Regions from separate parts of the Mus musculus genome. Here region 2 is linked to region 1. The links are chromatin loops, found by intact Hi-C in ENCODE. Cell type or tissue: left cerebral cortex. All regions are shown on one strand. Region 1 overlaps Ddhd1 (DDHD domain containing 1). Region 2 overlaps Fermt2 (fermitin family member 2).

Region 1 (2,500 bases):
GGGCAGGGACAGAAGACACACAGTGGGGCCCAAGAGAATGCCTCAGCCTTGGAGGGCTCAGAAAGCTGCATAGGAGTGTGTGGTTAGCTGCAGGACAGAGCAGTGTGTCAGACAGAGGACACATCTAGAGTGACTGGAAACTTAAACCTTGGTGAGCGTATTAATAAAAATGTACTTTGTACAAGCTAGGGTTGCCTACCCCAGAGACTTGTCTTGTACTTGATAATTTAGACTCTCGTGCCAGAGAGTCCTGGTTATAATCTAGCAACTTGTCAACGCAGATACTAAAACTACACTTGCCTAGAAAATATTCTTAAAACTCACATTACCTTTCCTTTCAACGACTTCAGACTTGAGTGGGACCACTACTGGCCCTGCTCGCCCAGCCCTCCCCGCCCACCCATCAAAAGCTACAGAGACAAAGGCACAAAAGCTCAAGGATAGAACTGTAGGACTGACATGCGGAGTCGAGGAAGCCGGAGCCACTGTGCGGCAGGGTCTGCGTTGCCACGGTGGTGGTAGAGGGTGAAGCTGAAGGCTTCTTATCATCTTCCAGTGAGTCTTTAGATGGCTCAGACGGCTGTGATGCTGAAGAACGTCCAAATCTTGAGAACAACATTCCTCCAAGGCCCTTTCCAATGCTAGCAGCCCCTGCATGTCACAGAATAAGGCAATCACTCCACTGACTCCGCTCACAGCACCCTGGGGAGCAGCACCCGCAATCACAGCCGACTGACTGAGGGACTTTCTCAGGGTGGGGACCTAAAAATATTCCAATTTCTACTGTAGGTTTCTAAATAAGAATGATGTTTAAAAGAAGGAAAATATAAATTCTAGGAATACAGATACAGGAACATATAGCCAAAGCAACCCAGGTGTTATTTTATTCAAATATTCATTGTTACAGAGGTTTATGGCAAGATTAAAACTTCTAACAAGAGACCCATGCGGTTGACATGGGGCATCTACCTATTAATAGGAATATGTCTTACTAAATGTATGCTATACAATGCCATTAGTAACCTTTACGCATGATGTCAAATAGCAAGTAAGTTTGGTAGCTAAGGCCTACTTAGAGTGCCATCTTGTGGCACTTAGATAAAGGACACTCACTCAGAAACAAAGGACACATTCAAGTGCTATGCAATTGAAATACCCAATTTCTATGCTGGCACAGGAAGTTACTCAAGGAGAGATGAAATATCCCTCTTGCCTTAGGAAGCGAAAGGACTAAACAATTTCACTTTGAGAGGACATCAGAGACCTTGATGCCCCCAGAATGCACAAGAGCAATAAAAACAACAGCATTTTAAAGGCTCCCTCAGCAAGTCACAGAGCCAAGATTATAAGGAGCAGCAGAAAGCCCCGTCCTTTCTTCAATCTAGTCAGAGGATGTCAGAGCATCTGCTTCAGTCAGCAAAGACGCTAATTCAGGAGATGGACAGGTGGAAGATTTCTAACAGTGCATTTCCAACCAACTTAATACTTACACATAAAGTACTTACATTCATAGGTAAGAAATGAGAGAATTACCCAATATGCTTGCTTTGCCAATGTTAGTTATAGATTCTCCATAGTGGCGCCGAGATAAGACGGGGGAGGTCACAGGGCTTGGGATAGCTGCTATGTTCTCACTGTCTGAAACTGAGGTAGGTTCTTTTGCTGGGTTGAGAAAATTTGGCTTCATATGCTCATAAGGTAGAGGGTTTGAAGTGTTGTACCAGTGGATCTGGACTGGAGAAATGTTGCTGTAGTGTTTCAAAATCAACGGTTCTAATCTGTAGGCCTAGATTTTTAAGAATGCAAAGAAACATGACCTTAATTCACAATTCCTGGATTTTAGTAAAATGTTTATTCTAAAGTGAGAAAGAATTTTTAAAAAATGGTTATCTGAAAAACATTTTTCACTGTTACTATGTGAGGTTGTGTAATTACACGTCCCTAATAGTGAGATTATTAAAAACCCAAAAGAACAGTAATAAAAAAAATGAGTTATCTTTGTCTATTAATTTGTTTTCATAGAAAGACGGTTTCACTGTATTCTGATCAAACAAGAATGAGTCTTGTTGGGCTGGTGAGATAGCTCAGCGGGTAAGAGCACACTCACTGCTCTTCTGAAAGTCCTGAGTTCAAATCCCAGCAACCACATGGTGACTCACAACCACCCGTAATGAGATCTGACGCCTTCCTCTTGAGCATCTGAAGACAGCTACAGTGTATTTATTTATAATAATAAATAAATCTTTAGACAGGAGTGAGCAAAGGTCCTGAATTCAATTCCCAACAACCACAAGAAGGGTCACAACCATCTGTACAGCTACATAAAAATAAATAAGTAAATCTTAAAAAAAAGAAAAGAATGAGTCTTGTTATAAGGTCAGACTCACAAAGCTGAAGTGGAGGACAGCCCAGACCTTAGTAAATAAGGTCAAACACGTGACTCCAATAAGAGCCTAACTTGAAAGCCAAGGAAAGGTTGCTGTCCAGCAAGTCGCTCGTT
Region 2 (2,500 bases), 140 kb before region 1:
CATGAACCTTAGTTCTCTGGAGGAGTAACAACAGCTCTCAGCTTTGGAGCCATCTCTACTCTGATTATCTGTAAATAGACTACCCTATGCAGGGTCTCACTGGGATGGGGATAGGGTCTTACAGCTTGGCTATCCAATGGTGGCCTTTAAAAGCTTACTTGAAGATTCTAGCATGGGAACAGAGCTACTCGGACAGCCTTGGCAGAAGGAAGGCTGTCTTTCTTCATCAGGAAATGCCGTCTGCTCCACCCAGTATGAGAGGAGAGAGCAGACACTAAACTTCACTAGCCTGATAACCTAAGCAGCCTTAGCAGTTAATGGGGTGCCAAATACCACAACCAAATCATGTCACAAAATCCAATCTTCAAAATCTACCTTTTGTCTTAGTCCTGGGGATCAAACCCAGACCCTGAACTACGCCCTCAGGCTATCTGCACTGAGTGACACCTGAGGGGCGTTCGTGCTAGCTCACCATCTTGATCTCCCAGTTGACATTCCACTGCTTCATGTTGCTGAACCGCCAGGTTTTGATGGCGTCACCTGTGCTGGCGTCCATCCGAATCAACCTGTTGTATGCAATTCCAATAAGTTCTTCTCTCTTGCCGCCTTGAAACCTGTAATATTGAAGAAACACCACTCAGAACGGGGGAAGGGATTTTCTCTAACCCTAAAAACAATGCAACTATTATAAGACATAATAATAGCATTAAGTTTTGGTGTAGAAGAGGTTAGTGTAGTCTAAGCAGCCCTGCCTTCAATGGTGAAGATCTAAGCCAACGAGGCGGACAAACTGAACACACAGACCACAGCAGCGCACTGACCTCGCAATGAAGTGTGTGATGCCGAACTCAGGCAGAGACTGCCAGGCTTGAATGAATCTCATCTTGGCTTCAATCAGGCTCATCTGGGCTACATTTTGATGGGCCTCCAAGATCCGTGCTGTTATCTAAACAGAATTTTAAATGTTTCATTAAATAACCAGACATTATTATCTTTTATTAAAAAAATTAAAAAATGATGTGCAACCATAGCATTATGCTGAATTGGAATTAAAAATTATCTAATGCTTCATTTGGGAATCCCAACAAAGCACCAATGTTAATTTCAGTTTTTATGTACCACACACAAGGCATTATTGGGATTCTAGTGTAGAGCTGCCAGGACCGAGAGATCCTGGTGGGCAATGAATGGCACAGTAACACATCCAGATGGCTACAGAGGTGCCGGCTGGAGTTCTGCAGTGCAAACCAGAACACCAGGAGGCAGAGCATCACGTTTCCATGGCAACCAAACAGGACCGCTCTGGTTGCATTTACCAGTACTTGCTTTAGGGTGAATCCCCCATGGTGGGGGACAGATGGCTAGGACTACGGCTGCTCAGTGTCTACTTTCCTTCCCTCTGTACATATAGAGAACTTACCAAATCTCTTACACAGCCTGGCTGTAGATGGCAATGCGAGGAAAGAAAAAGGAAGCAGAAAGGGGGGAAAAAAAAAGAGGCGATCAGGAAATGGCAATGAAGCAAAGAAAAGGCTATGGTACCTGCAACCCCAAATTCCAGCAGAAAACCATGCAGAAAGAAAGGGCACTCAGGTGAAAATGAAACGCAAGGAAGGATGAGAATGGGGACAGCAAGCGGCCATCGCTGTCTATGTGGCTACAGCAGAGGCGCCACACTGCAGCAAGTGTCACTCAGATTAAAGACAGAAGCTCACAGAAGACAATGCAAAGGGCAAACCCCTCCTTCTCCCTCACGTGTCTTACAGTGAGGGTAAAGCTAAGTATTTTAGTAGCGAAATAACAGTTACTAGTCAAAAGCCTATGTAGCCTTTTCCGATTTAGTCAGATGACAGGACACACGCACTCTCCTCAGAGAGAGCTGAGGGCTGCCTGTGAGCTTGCTGGCCACACTGGTCCTCTATTTGCACAAAGGCAGCAGGCCTTCAATTACCATCTGCTTTTTGCATCCTTTTTCCTGGAAGGAGAAACAAAAGGTTGCCATCCAGGGCCCTGGGAGCTAAGGCCACACAAGCATGATGTCTTTTCAGTGAGGGACTACAGTGCAATTCTTTTATTTATAGTTAAAAGCTCATTCTTACTCAAACTAACCCTGGGAAGTTTAGCGAATATTCACAGACTACGTAAGCTATGCTGACTGTCCTGTGCCCTGGCAAGGGTCACCTGCAGTGAACTTCGTGCCTGGGAATCTCATGCTACAGGGCAGCAATGTGAAGACCCAGCCTCAGAGACTCCTGAGAGGAGCGCAGGGGCCGTAACCACAGGCCACACACTGCTCCTGTCACCAAACAGAAGAGTCCAGGTCACATTTTTGTCTACAACTCAAAGACAGAAAGCTATCATCTTGGATGCCCGACATCTATGGAAACAATCAAACTGCCAAGGTCAGAGGCCATCTGAAGGCAGGAGTTCATTTTTAGAAACTCCGTCTCTTTGAACACAGTTCTTCCCTGAGTGAGGAGTCAGTGCGTCCTTCCTTCCT

The links. Peaks named below come from ENCODE experiments on the same cell type or tissue, not always from the same donor. Only the 100,000 strongest peaks of a DNase experiment are listed, where the experiment ranks them.
Region 2: it touches region 1 in a loop (2.2-fold over the local background); 2 of 42 quality-filtered maps call a loop at or near these places.

Annotation. Positions count from the first base shown.
Region 1 is chr14:45,601,106-45,603,605 of GRCm38, forward strand. It overlaps Ddhd1 (DDHD domain containing 1), which reads right to left. Exons shown (of 14, transcript NM_001042719.2): 11 at 1,534-1,786; 12 at 460-651. Among named protein-coding and RNA genes, the nearest start is that of Gm41145, 20 kb to the left of the region's middle. In left cerebral cortex, a CTCF peak has its summit at 1,084 (motif pointing left); a DNase peak (open chromatin) is centred at 1,093; H3K27ac peaks cover 1,375 bases.
Region 2 is chr14:45,461,295-45,463,794 of GRCm38, forward strand. It overlaps Fermt2 (fermitin family member 2), which reads right to left. Exons shown (of 15, transcript NM_146054.3): 13 at 822-946; 14 at 473-614. Among named protein-coding and RNA genes, the nearest start is that of Gm34250, 15 kb to the left of the region's middle. In left cerebral cortex, a CTCF peak has its summit at 1,229; DNase peaks (open chromatin) are centred at 1,304 and 2,487; H3K27ac peaks cover 641 bases.